Linked DNA regions of Homo sapiens: region 2 is linked to region 1. The links are chromatin loops, found by intact Hi-C in ENCODE. Cell type or tissue: endothelial cell of umbilical vein. All regions are shown on one strand. Links, peaks and the distances in the headings refer to the core of each region. The heading gives the core; the rest is flanking DNA. Region 1 overlaps CAVIN2-AS1 (CAVIN2 and TMEFF2 antisense RNA 1). Region 2 overlaps CAVIN2-AS1 (CAVIN2 and TMEFF2 antisense RNA 1).

The links. Hi-C counts contacts between places; a loop is a spot of excess contacts. Peaks named below come from ENCODE experiments on the same cell type or tissue, not always from the same donor. Only the 100,000 strongest peaks of a DNase experiment are listed, where the experiment ranks them.
Region 2: a loop joins it to region 1, with 6 times the contacts of the local background. A loop is called at or near these places in 4 of 110 quality-filtered maps.

What each region holds. Positions count from the first base shown.
Region 1 is chr2:191,854,460-191,862,807 of GRCh38, reverse strand. All of the region lies in intron 1 of CAVIN2-AS1 (CAVIN2 and TMEFF2 antisense RNA 1), which reads right to left. Among named protein-coding and RNA genes, the nearest start is that of CAVIN2, 12 kb to the right of the region's middle. In endothelial cell of umbilical vein, for the core only: no CTCF peak of the experiment used is centred there; DNase peaks (open chromatin) are centred at 5,177, 6,147 and 7,657; H3K27ac peaks cover 3,832 bases.
Region 2 is chr2:191,922,493-191,930,840 of GRCh38, reverse strand. All of the region lies in intron 1 of CAVIN2-AS1 (CAVIN2 and TMEFF2 antisense RNA 1), which reads right to left. Among named protein-coding and RNA genes, the nearest start is that of CAVIN2, 80 kb to the right of the region's middle. In endothelial cell of umbilical vein, for the core only: no CTCF peak of the experiment used is centred there; DNase peaks (open chromatin) are centred at 570, 1,350, 2,630 and 3,250; H3K27ac peaks cover 3,853 bases.

The sequences.
Region 1 (8,348 bases), core at 216-8,215:
TTTGTTTTGATGGTTTCACAAAAATTCTATAGTGGTGCCATATTTGAAAATGAAAGAAATTAGAAAAATGTTTATTACAGGGTTGTATTTTTTCCCTTCAGACTCAGACCAAAGATTTAAAGCCTGAGTCAAATATTATTTATTCTCCACTGTACTAATTTCAAGGACTAGCATCTTTGGGTCTAACACCAGTCATATTTGGATTGCCAAGCCCTGATGAGCAAGCCAAAATATATGTGGTGGGTCATAGGGAAAAAAATGTTTAGGTACATTGGAATCAACATTAACTGTACTTTAAAAGTGTTAAAAACCAGCTCTGAGACACAGGTTTTCCCAGAGCCAAGATAACATGAAAAAATTTTCATGTACTTGGAGCCACGAGAGAAACGAAGAGCCAAGTTCTGTCATCTGGTGCATATTTCCAAGGGGCCGACTAGAGCCCCTGGGACTGACTCCTCAGACCTTTCCCAGGAAAGTCTTCTAATGTCCCTAACAGAATTCACAAATGGGACCTTGGGAATCACTCGCAATGAGATAACATAGAAACATCTTTGTTTCCAAGTCATCATTTCCTCCAAATGAAGATGGAAGCTAAGCTTTCCAATTGGAAATTTCCACAAATGATGAGAATGTGTATTTAATGATTATGGCTTTATATTTCATTGACCTTATCCCCATTCAATGTATATAAAAATAAAAAAGAAGCTTAAATTCAACCAAATTAACTCTGCTTTTTAGACCTCTTTCATTTTTTAGTAGCTATAGAGTAAATATTATAGGTGAAGATTATGATACTATTCCAACATCCTCTTCAGGGATGTGAACACCGGGAAAGGGGTACAAAAAGCTGTCTCTGTGGAGCCATGGAAAGAGTGTAGACCAGGAGGCAGGAGGGGTGACTCTGGCCCAACCTCCCAGCTCACTGGTTGTATGATGTAAGGCAAGTCATATAATAGTTTTTTGCCTGTTTTATCATCTGTAAAATGAAAGGGCTGAATAATAATGATGGTGACAATAATAATAAAGGTAGCAATAATAATAGACAGGTGGGAGAGCTTGGTAGTGATCATTTAATCCTTTCAACATCCCTGTGATTTAAAATAATTGTCTCCATTGTATCATTGAGAAAACAGGCTCAGATATAGTAATTTCCTTAGCTCAATGGCAAACAGAGGTGAACTTACTGAGAAATTAATAAAGTTTAAGCTTCTGAGGCCCTTATTTGCATAAGCCCCCTTCCAAGACTCTGTACCTAACTTTATATTCTCTATCTTAAAGAGGGTTTCTAAAATTGTCTAAGTCCTAGGCCCCATAAGAATTGGATTTGCCCCTAATGCAAGCAAGAGATGAAGCTGGAATTCAAATGCAAGTGATCCAATGCGAAAGCCTGAAATCCTACTCCCCCTACTGAACCTGCTCCCTTTCAAAGATTCCTTTGTTCCTCATAGCTCTCTAAGCTATCTATTGTGGACTGAACTATGTCCTCTCTAACTTCACATGTTGAAGCCTTAACCCCCAAGGTGACTGTATTTGGAGATTGGGCCTACAAGGATAATAAGGCTGAACAAGGTCCTAATCATTTAACCTTAAGTGGAGTCCTATTCTAAGAGGATTGATGTCCTTATGAGAAAAGGAAGAAAGAGCATAGCTTTCTCCCTGTGTGTGCACCAAGGAAAGGCTGCAAGAGGACAGAGTGAGAAGGAGGCCATCTAAAAGTCAGGAAGAGACCTTCCCTGGAAACAGGATTTGCTGGCACCTTGATCATGGACTTCTAGCCTCCAGAACTGTGAGAAAATAAATATCTGTTTTTAAGCCACCCAGCATGTAGTATTTTGTTATGGCAGCTAGAGTAGCCTAATACACTATCCTATGCCTGCCCCATCCCTGTAGTTTCCTATATCTCAAATAATAGGAGTGCCTACATTTCCTTTACAGGGTCATTCCACAAAGTAGTATCTTAGCTACAGTCAGGAAAACATTTTTCTGAACCTAATTTTGTATTATTTCTCCTAGAAATTAAAATGCCTTCCTTCTCTCTGGTTTTGAGGAAACAGTGGAATATTAAATTTCCAATGACAGACAGCAGAAGTCCAAGTTCTAATATCAATTAATCCTGATTTGCTAATGATAAACCGGGCTTTCATGTGCAAGCCATTCTAGTATCCTCAGGTTTAACAACTTCATCTGCATAAGACCTTTGGTTAGAAATATTAATCAAGACTATACTACAGAAACTTTGCTAATATAATACAAAAAATACTACTTGATTCCTCTTTACACGGTGTAATAGTCACAAGTCCCTCAGTAAGAAAAGTGAATTAAGTGGACAATCCAATCACAAGATTGTTTTGAACTCAATATAGGATGCTAAACATATATCTGAACACAACCAACAGTTTATTTACATTTCTCACTGATTCCTCCGTTCTTATTTATTTAATTGACATTTACTCATTCATTCACTCATTCATGCACAAATATGTGTTTAAATACCTACTGTCATTTAAATGGGCTACAACAGTGGGTAGGCAGAATTATAAGGTGGCCTCCAGGATCCCCACCGCTGGTCTACCTGCCCTGTATAATCCTCACCCCTCGAGTATGGTGACACCTGTGAATATGATGAGATATCACTCCTCTGATTACGTTACATTAAGTAGCAAAGGTGAAGATATTTTGCAGATGTAATTAAGGTCTCTAATCAGTTGACTCTGAGTTAATGACAAGGAGATTATCCTGGGTGTGTTTGGCCTAATTAGGCAAACCCCTAAAAGAGGGTCTAGAGATAGGAGACTCTCCTGCTGGCCTTGAAGAAATAAACTGCCATGTTGTAAGAATGTCTCATGTCTAGACCCTTGGGTAGTCTCCAGGAACTGAGAGCACTCCCCCTCACCCTGGTTTACAGCCAGCAAGAAAAAAAGGATGTTAGTTCTACAGCCACAAGAAGTTGAAATGTGCCAACATCCTGAATGACCTCAAAAGAGGACTCCAAGTCTTAGATGAGACTGCAGCCTAGCCAATACCTTGATATCTGCCTGGTGAAATTTTGAGCTAACCCTAGTGAAACCCAGCAAATCTAACCCTGGACTCCTGACTCACAGAAACTGTGAGACAATAACTGTGCGTTGTTTTAAACTGCTAAGTTTATGGTAATTTGTTACAAATAATAGAAACATAATACAAACCATGAAAAATATAGACAAAGTCCCTGCCTTCCTGGAGCTTTAGATCTAGTGAGTGACACAGGCAAAGAGCAGCTCACAAACAGTATTATTTCAATTACACAGTGGTATGTGAAGAGTATGCAACAGGGTGCTCAGGGAGAGAAAGACTGAGGATGGCACCCCTATAAGGTAGGATGGTCAGGGAAGACTAGCTGAATAATGAGAGGGAAAAAAGCCAGCCATATGAGAATGAATAGGAAGAACTCCAGGCAGAGAAAACAGCAAGGGAGATGCCCTCAGCGGCACTGGCTATATCATTACAAAATTAACTCCAAGAACCACATGGAGACACTGATACATAAGCTCATTTATTCACTGAATGTTTAATTTAATATAAATGTATAACTGCCTAAAAAATATGTTTCAGTAGAGTGGGTCCCATTGGACATTAATCGGTTTAACTGCCGTTAGCGAAAGTTCTAATTATAGTAGCCTTTTAAATTTGGCTTTTCTTCAACCTTTGCCAGGTGGAAATGTGTCTTATAGGACTCACACTTAGCACATAATGGAAATTCAAAAAGACAGTTATTGAATTGAAATGAATGCTGCAACTTTATTTAAAGTTTCATGTTTGTTTGATTCTTTTAGGGTAGAATGTTGTCTCCTGTTAGGAGGACATAAAGATAAACAGCAATTAAATTGTACTCTATCCAAGACCTCTGATGTATAAGTCAAGATCTGAATGATGAAATATACAGCAGAAAGACTATATGAAGTGAATACATGCAAAATGAGGTAGCATAGGTAATTTTGGCTAGCTGACTAGTATTTATTGAGCTGTATGTAATAGGCACTCTGTGGTGTCATCAAATCCACAAAACATTAACACCACAATAGGTATTATTATTAGCACAGTTTTATTTAATAAGAAAAGTGAGGCTTCAAAAGATTAAGTAATTTTCTCAATATTATACAACTAGAATAATAAGCTGGAACTCGAATCTAGGTAACTGACTCTAAATCCCAGCCTGTGAACCACTAGCTGTAAGATGATTGCAATGACGACTAAAATGCACTGAGTTTTTAACCACACGAAAGGCATTAGACCAAGCACATTACATGTAGAACTAATTTAACCCTCAGACCAACCCCATGAAGTAGGTACTCTTAATGTTTCTCATTTTATAACTCATTTTATAGCTAAATCTCAGAGAGGTTAAGAGACTTGCACAAGGTCACTTAACCCTTGTAAGGCTTAGTCCCTTTATCCTAAAATGGGGCCTCAATACATGGACCTTTTCCCAGACAGTCTGGCACCACAGCCCACACTCAACCAGCACATGACACTGCTGCACTGGTATCAAACCTATGATCCAAAATAAAATAATACTTACTCCAAAACATACATAGCATATATTCTGTTCCTCATTACTCTGGTGTCAAGTTTACATAGCTAAACTATGTAACGTACATTTGGACATTTTAACGTCATCATTAATGTAATTCATTTTAGTTGCCTTTTTTCTTTTCCTCTGGACTGTCTAGTTATCTTCCATTGCTTGGCCAGTGGCCAGGGCTGGAGTAAGATGTTCTCTCCCGTCCCTACCCAAATCTCAAATTTGATTAGTAACTAAAATGTTATGCTCTGCAATTGAGGCTAAAAAAAATTAATTAAAATGAGTGCAAATTGCTTGTCTACATTATAACCTATTGTAATAAGTATTTTGTAAAAGTGGGGCTAATAAGACCAGGGGACTTCCTTGTTTTGTAAAAATAAGACCAAAGTGACTTCTAAATCCAAACAAAGTAGAGAATATTTCTCAAACTAAATAAGGTGACAAGGGTGTATCCTAAGGGCGGAATTACAGCTAACATATAGAAAGTTTGTATTTAATCAATTGTATTGTAACCTATCCAGGGCAACAAATGTGCACCAGAAGGGATATGGTCTGTGTGGAATCTAGAAAAGGAGATCCAAAAAGGAAACACCTGTCAGTGTTTATTCAGCTACGTCCTGGGAAGAGAGGACTCTGGGTCTACAACAGTGTTTTTCAAATTGTGGGTTGTGACTCATTAGTAGGTCATGAAATCAAATTATTGGATAGCAACTGACATTTTTAACAAGTAAAATGAAATAGATCAGAGTACACTGAATGAGGTAAGATTAAGTATTGTTTTGTGAAACTTCTGTTTCTATTATAAATATTTACATATTCATGTATGTCTGAGTGTGCATGTACTTTTTGATATGATAATGCATTTCACTCTGTGGATGAATAAATGAAAACCATTGGTAGACAAATCTTATTGAAGTTTTCTAAGCCAGGGGTTCTCAGACTTTGGGATTTCATGAAACCATAAATCAAATCACACTCCAAAAAAGGAAAAATTGGGACCTGATAGGGTCGCCAGTATTCTTATTCTGTAAAGTTAAAAGTAATTTAAAAAAAATTGTACTATAATGTCTTAAAATCAACATTTTGACATCAGTAATAACAATGACATAATCAAAAATAAAGCACATTCTTCTAAATTAAATACATTTAGTTTTATGGTAAGTCCACTGTATTGCCCTTATTTTTTTCATTTCTCTACAGATTCATGAAACCCCCCATGGCAAGGCATAATGTACCCAAAATATGAAAGATCAGTACATATAGTTACCCACAACTCAATAAAACATTTCTCGGGAATATCAATCTTCTTTTATGCCATCTTAGCATTTACTAGGCTTCCAAAATGGCCACTGTGCTTTGTTATACCAATTAGCTCTCTTTTTATTAATTAATACACAGATACTTGGATTCATATATTTCTCTCCTGTGAGTTTCAGTAGAGTGAGTTAATTTTCCCCAAATATTATCTAAGAATGAGCGGATAAGATTACATTTCTGGACCTACATACTGGAGATTTGGGTATTTTAGACCATGTGACTCTGGGAGGCAGAGTCAAAGATCAGCTCACAACAGTTCCTGCCATTATGAATACCAGTGTGATTAGCTCAAAAAGCTGACCCCAGAATTTCACATGGCGTTTCCCATGTTTTGAATGCTCTTCAAGAAAACCACCCGGTATCTCCTTGCTTCTGCCTGCTCCTGCATCCAGACTGCTTCCTCTTTCAGGATTTCTTTTAAACTTTTGTCATCTCGGCTTCTCCTTAATTCTTGCCTGGATCTGACCTTCTTCCTACCTGAACAATAGCTAAGCTTGAACAGACACTGTGAGGAACTCTCCTGACCACTTTGTTTTACTTCCATCTTCCAACTGCTATCAATATATTTGTGTCCAAAAAGAGCCTCCAGAACCTCATCAGTCATGTCCCTTACTATGACATGGTATATGACAGCCTGAAGCAGTTAGCTGGTCTCCCTTTATGATTTGATTTTATCGACAGCTTTTTAGGGATAACAGTGCCAGATCTGATTGTCAACAAGTTGCACCATTTCTAGCACATAAGAACCTGAGTGAGACAGCATTCATTCAGACTCCACTAATTCGTAACGAACTTTTGAAAATTAGAACCATATTGGACTTGAGTTTACCTCTGAACTATTTATATAAAGGGGGTCACTAAACAAATTAGCAGCATGAACAAAATTTAAAGAGCTTGATTAGCCATTTTGTTTCAAACATATTAACACATAAATTATATGCATTCCAAAGGATAGTCCGCATGAATCCAAATTTATCTATTCATTAAAAGAAGATTCCAATAGCACTTAAACTTAGAAATGTTTTTCTAGCAATTAGTTCAACTTACCACATATACTTGAAAATAATATAATTACATTGCATTTTTTGAAAGAAAGATCCTATAATTTAGATAATATTTTTCTCTAATTTAGATCAGGCTCCCTCCCATTTAAACTTAATTAGTTCAATCTTATGTCAGGGATATTTACACTCATTTACTCTACTGACATAACCCTCTCTCTGCCCTGATTCCTTTAAAGGTCAATCCCTGAACTGGAAAAACTCTATCTTCCCACGTTTTCATTTCTCTTACACCCTGCAGAGGAGTGAAATTAGCAGCGAGAGATGGACATGCCTAATCACCATAGTAGATTGTGGCTCTAAGTAGCTGCTGCAATGAACTATATCCGCTAGCTACGGTGTCCAAAATGCAGGCCAAATACATCTTTCCCTGAAGGGCTCTTCCATTATAGGTTAACATTATCTTTCATAATACTTGAAAACTTCGAAATGTATTCATTGCCTCCTTTGTGCTCCTAGAACTTTGGTTTTTTTCTATTGTAATGCTTAACTCTGTCCTTTTCTCTCACTGGCCGCATATTTCATTAACAGTTTCTTTCTCCATGCTTTTAATTTGTATTTTCCCCAACTTCACCCTTATGTCCTATTCAAAGGTCTTAAACTCAGGAAGCAATTAATAACTGTTTGTTGAATTGAATTAGATCATACAGTGAAACCATTCATGTTATAAATAAGGAAAGCCAGTGCCCACAAGGTTGAGTGTTCAATGTCATCCAGTTAGTGTCAGAGCCAAAAATCTAGTTCAGGTCTTTTGATTTCTCAGTCCACTGAAACACTACACTTTGTCAAACTACCTCGACTGTGAGAAGAGGTGAAATCTAGTGACCAAAAAATGCTGTATTGTTTCTGTTTTTAAAGTTGAGAATGCGAGACAATACTAACAAAATTACTCTGCAAAAAAATGTGTTAAAGTGTTCATTAAATTATAAAATAATATCACTGGAAAAGGCCTCCGAAATCAGAGACCAGTTTTACAAATGAGGAAAGTAAGCCCCAAAGACACGAAATTCCTTTCACATTATAATAAATTCCATCATGTTTTGTGTTAATCAGCCCTGATATGATGACTGTGCCTGTGCAACAGCCCATAATTGTTTTAGGAGGAGATACTGAAAATATGTTTTAATGAAGCAGTCAGGTACATGAGGACAGTCAGCCAAACCCTTATTCCCTCTGCTCTTGTCACCTCTGCTTGTTACCTGGATTTCTGGCTCGCTCAATATTTATTTATTTTTTCAACTGGAATAGAGCCATAGCTTCCACTAAGACAATAGTTCTTTGAAGCCAACAAATGTGAGGCCAGAGGGAAAGGAATTTGGAATCACACATTTTTAGCATTCAGAGATAATTCAAGATAGTTCAAGTACTTCCTAAGTGTAAACCACCAGGCAAATGCTTCTAGCTGCCAC
Region 2 (8,348 bases), core at 33-8,032, 68 kb before region 1:
AGAGACTCCACAAAATGGATGAGAAGCTATATAGTCAGTAAGTCAAAGTCTAAGAGAATTGAAGCAAGACAAAGAAATAAAACCCTCTACACTGGTCAGCTGCTAGAGCCCAGGAATCGGTATAAAATAAAGGGATCTTGTGGTCTTTCTGCTGATCCTGGCAATGTTTCCCAACTGAAGTGTCCATATCACTGACTTCATAACCATCCAGAGCATGAGTTAAATTTCAGATTCATTTGATCAAGTATACTGAATGAAACTCTCCAAGGGTGGGGCTGAACTCCCACAGTTGCTTCTATGTTCATCCACTAAAGCTGGAGGCCCACTATGTAAGGAGCTCTTCCAATATGCTTTATTCAACTTTCCTCCTCCTCCCTCCTATCTCATTTAATGCAAGCAGATGTTAGCGTCTTTATCTCAGGACTCTTGTTTATTTCCTTTGAAAAGTCATATTGGATCTAGCAGAGTGGAGGGTCAGAAGGGCATATAGATTGTTCACTAAAAGTTTTGTGTAGACCAAAAGTTACAGGACAAAACATTACAGGCTAATAGTGTTATCATGTCAAAAGGGAACACGTACTTGAGACAATTCCAAAGAATATCATTTTCTCACTAGTGTAACGAGGTATTACCATATTGGTCTCTCAGATTAATGTAGCAACTTTTCCCTAATGAGCTCTAAGCTGTTCCATTAGAATAGCTATAAAAGTAAGACAAAACAAAATAAATATTGAGTCACCCAAAGTGGGTATTTTTTTTTCCTGAGAGAGAATTGCACTCCATCACCCAGGCTGGAGTGCAGTGGCCTGATCTCAACTCACTGCAACCTCTGCCTGGCTGTTCTCGAACTCCTGGCCTCAAGTGATCCGCCTACCTCAGCCTCCCAAGTGCTGGGATTACAGGCAGGAGCCACTGTGCCTGGCCGGTATTACCAATTGGAAAGGGGAGAAATAAACTCCAGTTGTCCCAATCCTCAGTAGAATATTGCTATATCTATCTATTCAACATCAAGTGTGGGTAATGGGATAAAGCACTCAATGGAATCCCCAATATTGCATTCTGTAATTTGAATGGCAAATGGGATCTGCAGTAATGCAGATAACAAAATAATATTTACTATCTGTGTACATAGCTCATCTATTAGAGAAAAGCAACAAATAAATACACACATGCAAAAAAATGATGTGAAAGAAGGTAGAGATCTAGTAACTGCAGTTTTCTCAAAAATTGCTTTGTAGAGTGATGATAAAATTCCCAAACCACATGCACTGAGTTCCCAACTTATGTACACACAGCCCCTAGCAGGAAGAGCAGCCAAGTCACATGCTATAACTGAAGCTAAGGACAATCACCGGAAAACACCATTAACCCCTACTTTCCTTTCTTTTACACCCACCCCCACGTCTGGCTTTTGAGTTTTGCGCAGAGTAAACAAGACTATACTCGTACATTCCACCAATGAAGAATTTTATTTTATACTTGTTCAAAATCATGGAGGGCTGTAAGGACTTTCCAATTAAAGCAACCTTGTAAAGTCTTACAATTCTGTCATTCTTTAAGGAGTTCCTATTAAGTCTTAAATGCTTCAGAGATTAAAAGGGTATATTAATGTTATCGGGGACTTGAGATAAAATGCCGTGCCTTGCAGGGTATCTTTGCAGTTAATGAAAACATTTTCATCATATTCTAAGTCTATTATGCCAGATCTTCATTTCATAAGTTGTAAGATAATCTTATTTTAATTAGAGGAGATATACCAAGTACATTAGAGTAATACAGTTAAATATATTCATCAACTTTGTTCTTGTCAGGTAAAATGCCTCCTTCAGAGTTTGTTACTCTGATGGGCTATCACAGATGTAAGTAAAATGGTGTGTGGGTGTGTGTGTGTGTGTGTGTGTGTGAATTCTGAATGATTTCTGTAGAATTCATGAATAAAAGACTGTTTTCTGAGGAGGACCCTATATAACCCTCTCAAAGGCTACACTGTCCAATATGATAGACACTTTCAAATGTGGCTACTAAGTACTTGACATATGGCTGGTTCTAATTGAAATGTGCTGTAAATAGAAAGTACACACTGGATTTCAAAGATTTAGTATAAAACATATAAAAATCGTATTAATAATGTATATATTGATTACATGTTAAGATCATTACATTTTAACTACTGGGGTTAAATAAAATATATCATTGAAAATTTCACCTGTTGCTTTTTACTTTTCAGAATATGGTAACCAGAAAATTTTAAGTTGGGCATGTAATGCACAATACATTTCTCTTAGACTCTGATGCTCTATATCATCTAACCAACATGTAAGATCAAACCTTAATTATCTGTGGCATATTATCCATGTTGTAAGTAATAAACCAAATGATAAAATGATGAATCTCGAGTTGGCTCTTCCTAAATTTTGAACAAGTTACCACTCACTTCTCCCCCTTGTCCAGTCAGTTAAATGCAAGTATGGAAACGCTAGCCTTAACAACTGCCCACAAGGCTGGTCTGTGGCTACAGAAGGAAGTTGGATAGCACCTCCCAAAACTAGACATGGATCCTATGATTCTCAGGAGTGGATTGTGAAATAAAGCCAGAAGTAGCTTGTGGGAGAACCACTCATTAACAGCAATTACACTTATGAGCCAGACATTCAAGTGGGACAGGGAAAGCCTCAAGTTCCATTTCCATCTTGTGATTTTGCAATTCGTGAAAGGGAAAGGAAGAGAAAAGTACACATATGGGTAGGAAACGTTTTCAAAATAAACAAGTACCCCATAGAGACCACATTAAAACACCTCATTGGGAGACCAGGAGAAATGTGAGCTACAATCAGAACAGAGAGCTCTTCAACAAGAGCCTCAAATGCCAAGTTGGTAACACGAAAAGGCCATACAAATATTTTTAAATGTAAAACTTGCTACTCTCAAAGAAAAGGAATGTAGAGCAGGTCAGAAGCAAACTAAAAACAAATGGTCCATGAAGAAATCAATAGAGCACCTCACAGGGGAGTCCAAAGCAAAAATGCAAACCCCTTTAAGTATAACAAAGTCAGGAAGCCAGCTAGAAAATGCAAAGGCCATTCAGGGATGAAAAGGTGATAGCAGGAAGGATCGATGAATTGTTTGCTTCAGTCTTTACTGAAGAAGACTTTAGAAAAGAGTCTCACTTGCATCTTGCTTTAAAGCCGTCAGGTCAGAGGAATTGGAACAAACAGTGGAAAACAGGACTTTCCCAGACCCAAGTGGCAAACGAAATGTAAATAAATCACCAGGCCCAGATGGCATTCACCCAAGACTGCTAAAGGAACTCAAGGGTAAAATATGGAACCGGTGGCCAAAATGTGTGACCTGTTGTTAATAACCACTACTATGTGAGAAGAATGGCAGCTTGCCAGTGTGACTCACACCCATAAGAAGGACTCCAGAGGAGATTCTGGAAACAAAAGGCTCTCAATCTGATTTCTAATCTTGATATGATAATGGCATCTCCATAAAAGTTACAGATGCAATATCCATGAGAGTTACGGTTTATATATTGAGGAGTCTTGGCTAATAACCTTTGAGAGACAATTTAGATGACTTGGACCAGATACTAAGAAGTTATGGAAATTCTGTTGAATTTCTTAAAGAGTACTTTTCTGTTATCAGATAGATGTATGTATGGATGAAATTATATGGTATTCAGGATTCACCTTAAAATATTCCTAGAAAAAAGAACTGAGGGAAAAGGATAGATATAACAACAACAAAAAAGAAAGCAACATGTTGCTAAGATGGGTACACAGTAGTTTATAACCTTTTCTCTCCACTTTTGTGTGTTTGAAAACCTCCATAATAAAGCTAAAAATTAATCAAGAAGGGAATATAGAAATAAGCATATGTCCAAAGGGAAACCACTGAGTGCTATTTATTTAGACTTTCGAAACATTTTGACAAAGTTTCACACCAACATTTTACACACACACACACACACACACACACAGTGGGTTTCAAGTTTGTAGGTGATATGAAACTCACTTCAGTAGTGAACTGTCTGAGCTTACAGGGAAAATAAAATACAAACAACTACAACATCAACACTTCCAACACTGCCTAAGTAGAAAGAAAACTGGTGTATGATCTTTAACATGTGCCATTGTTAAAGGATTAACCTTAGAGAACAGTGATATAGACATATATGTGTAAGATATGAGATCTTATCAATTACTAAAAGTCTAAACCAATGTTTAGAAAGAACTAGAAACAATTTTTCCTAAAATCAGCTTACTTTGCTTCTGTAGTTAAGGAGAAACACAATGCTGGGCACCCCTAGGAAAGGGTTTTGGAAATAAAACATTTTTAAAATTAGATATGTCTGAGGCAGCAAAGTATCTGCTTTTCCTGGATGAATTCACATCTCAATGACAGTACAACTAAACTGAATGAAGTATAGAGAGCAGCATGTAGAATCATTAGAGAGGTTGACTAGACTCTGTATCAAGATAGACTCAAACAATTAAAACTTCTAAGCTGAGAAACACAAAGCTTAGGTGATATATTAAGATCAATATTTATTGAGTAAAAAAAGCATACAAAATGACTGAATGTGGCTTCATTTACCAGTTCCTAGAACTAAGGACTTCTTGAAATGTTACCTCTTTAGTTCTCAAACTAAATTAATAAAACACTATACGGTGTGAGTAAACTTTAAAAAGATGTTACCCCCAAGAAAGTGTTGCAACTAAAAGTACAAAGGCATGGAAAGTAAAGTTTCCATACATTTATGTCCAAGTTATTAAAGATCACTGGTAGATACTTAGAATAACAAATCCACTTTTTTGTAGAGAAGAAACTAATAAGATCAAAAATACTACAATATTTCTTGGTACCCCTCAGAGTTGGAATAGTAAGCTACATGGACAACTCTAGTGTACACGTATTGGATTAGCTTCATCTTTGATATATTGGTGTCACTTTTCTCCTTCACTATAATTGAACATTAACTATGACACCAAACTTTTAGTTGCATAGTTCAGTATCACAAACCATAACTTTACTATGAAGAGACAATCAACTACAACTCATGTAACAAAAAGTGTCCATTAAAAGTTCCAAATATTTGTTTTGTTATATTATTTGTATACAAAGAGTTTAACTCATCATTGACTAGAAAATTAGCATTAATAAATTATTTTCTTTAGTTTTTCCCTAAGAACAATTAGCAATAATTTTATGAACATTAGTTGGCTAAATCCTTTACTCATCCTAAAAGATGATATTTCAATAAGATATTATTATTTTAATGTGTTATTCACAGTATTGACTTCTTTTTTTTTTTTTTTTTTAAAGTTGAGTCTTGCTCAGTTGCCCAGGCTGGAGTACAGTGGTGCGATCTCAGCTCACTGCAACCTCCCCCTCCTCCGTTCAAGTGATTCTCCTGCCTCACTCAGTCTCTCAAGTAGCTGGGATTACAGGCGTGTGCCACCATGCCCGGCTAATTTTTGGATTTTTGGTAGAGGCAGGGTTTCACCACGTTGGCCAGGCTAGTCACAAACTCCTGACTCAGGTGATTTGCCTGTCTCGGCCCCACAAAGTGCTGGGATTACAGGCGTGAACTACCCACACCTGGCCATCACAGCACTGACTTCTAAATCCCAAGAAATTAAGTGTGAAATAGGTAACTCATTTCATCAAATAACCAAGAACAGTTATTTTATACTCAGGGAAGCTAGTGTAAATAAACATTAGATGACAACAGGAATGTTGGCCTTCAAAATATCTGCTTATTTTACCTAGCTTTAAAATTATCACAGTATTTTCCAATTATCATAATCTATACGAAAAATATCATCTAATCGTCATACTCCAAGAGAAATATTTTCATGCGATATATCTGGAAAGACAGCATAATTTTCTAATCTCTCTCAGTATTGCTTCTTTGCAGGTTCATTTTATTTTAGACAGCTGAAACTTTTATTAGTGAATTTATAAGTTATAAAACCAAATGTGAGATTAAAGTCAAACTTTAATTTGTCCCAGTTGTCTTTCTCTGCAGATTGTAGTAAAAGTTTTATGTCTCATCCACAATAGGTAAAGGGAGCCTGGTGCTCCGTTCAGCCACACACTTGTCCAACTTGGTACAGTGTCCCTGACCCAGCTTCTGACTCAATCTCTACACTCGCTTGCCCATCTTAGGTAAATAGCAAAAATACAAAAGCCTCATCATTATGACCAGTATTAACCTTTGCTAAATAATAACCTTTGCCTGTGTACTGTTCTAAGAAGAAAATTATTTAGTTAAAATGACTATTATAACTAGAAATGTAATAGTGGTGATTCTGGTTAGTAGTTTTATTGGTAATTTTATTTCCTTCTTTACATTTTTTATTTTTCAATTTTTCTAATATAGATAAATTGATTTATAATCAGGAAAATCACGAAGAGGATTTTAAAATACATGCCACAATTTTCCATTAATCTGGAAGCAATATTTATAGTCAAAAATATCTCACTGGCAAAGAAGTTTTCAAGTCTGGTGTCTTATAAAATCTGATTTTCTCTAAAATAGAAATTACACTTGTTTTCTATCCATGAGGAAGTTGCGAATCAAAATCTTTAACAAGAAGAACAGACTAAAAAGATGTATGGGGATCCATTTTAATTTTTGATGAACATATAACATCACTACCTACTATATCTTATGTCTGGGTAGACAGAGTTAGAGAAGGGCTCAATTATCACAGCACACATAGGATACCACTATTTCCGTGTCCAAGTGATTCTGATGTATTCTGAATCATGAGACGGGGCTTGACGTTTGAGAGTAAAATGCCTCAGAATCTCAAAGAGGACTTTGAGAATTCTCAGGGTCCACATACAAATACACACACACACACACACACACACTACATATATATATCCAAGCAAACTAGGTGGGAATTTCACTTTACCTCATTCACCTAAGGAATCTCAATCAGTTGTTCCCTAAATAGCAAAGTACAGACTCAGCAAAAGGACCCAAGAATTATTCACAAATTGTTTATGGCTGAGTGAGCTTACAGAATGCTGGTATATGCTGAGCACACAGCTATTTGTCATAAAGCCATCAATCAAATTCAGTTGATAATAGAAATCCCTAAATAAATGAATTACAGAAATCAATGAGTCTGCTATTCTTACAGAGTTTAAAATCACTGAAAAATTTACCATGGATTTAGGAGGCAATTAAATAGTGGGGCATCAATATTCCCTTATTCATTTCACAGCTCATTCAGCCCTAACTGCTTTGTTTATCAAAGACCCAAGGAGACCGCTAAAGGCAGACTCTACTGGGGTCACCTCAAGATAAAGAGAATGAAGGCAAAGGTCAAATCAAGTTACCTCATCTATGAGCTCCTAATTCTAAAATAAAGTGAAGTTCCTTGGGGCCCATCCAATCATACCTACCAATACAGACCCAGGTCTCCCTGACCTATTATCTCAATTAGTAGGTCCAGATGGAAAGAAAAAATGAAAGCCCACAGGCAATCAAAAACTCTCACATTCGCTGTTAAGTTTCACTTCACTTTTTCCTTCTCATTACTAAGAGAAACAATGACTTTCTTGAGTCTCATCTTTTCTCTTTGTTCCATTCCAAAGCATAATGATCAACACCTGAAAGTCACAGATGACACTCAGTAGAGAGAAACAAAAGGCACAGATAATTATAAATGCAATAATACACACGGAAGTGAGTTGGTTCAACAAACATGTTGGTATGAAGCCCAGATTGACCAATGTAGTCCAATACTGGGTTGAAGGGAAGCACATGTACTTACCTAACAATAAAGCTAAATTTCTTCATCATGCAGTGTGAAAAGTATTGTGTCCGGAACTGGTGGGTTCTTGGTCTCACTGACTTCAAGAATAAAGCCGCGGACCCTCGCGGTGTTACAGCTCTTAAGGTGGCGCGTCTGGAGTTTGTTCCTTCTGATGTTCGGATGTGTTTGGAGTTTGTTTCTTCTGATGTTGGGATGTGTTCGGAGTTTCTTCCTTCTGGTGGGTTCGTGGTCTCGCTGGCTCAGGAGCGAAGCTGCGGACCTTCGCGGTGAGTGTTACAGCTCTTAAGGCAGCGCGTCTGGAATTGTTCGTTCCTCCCGATGGGTTCGTGAAGCTGCAGACCTTCGTGGCGTTACAGCTCATAAAGGCAGTGTGGACCCAAAGAGTGAGCAGGGGCAAGATTTATCGCAAAGAGCAAAAGAACAAAGCTTCCACAATGTGGAAGGGAAGCCCAGCAGCTTGCCACTGCCGGCTCGGGCAGCCTGCTTTTATTCTTTTATCTGGCCCCACCCACATCCTGCTGATTGGTCCATTTTACAGAGAGCCGAGTG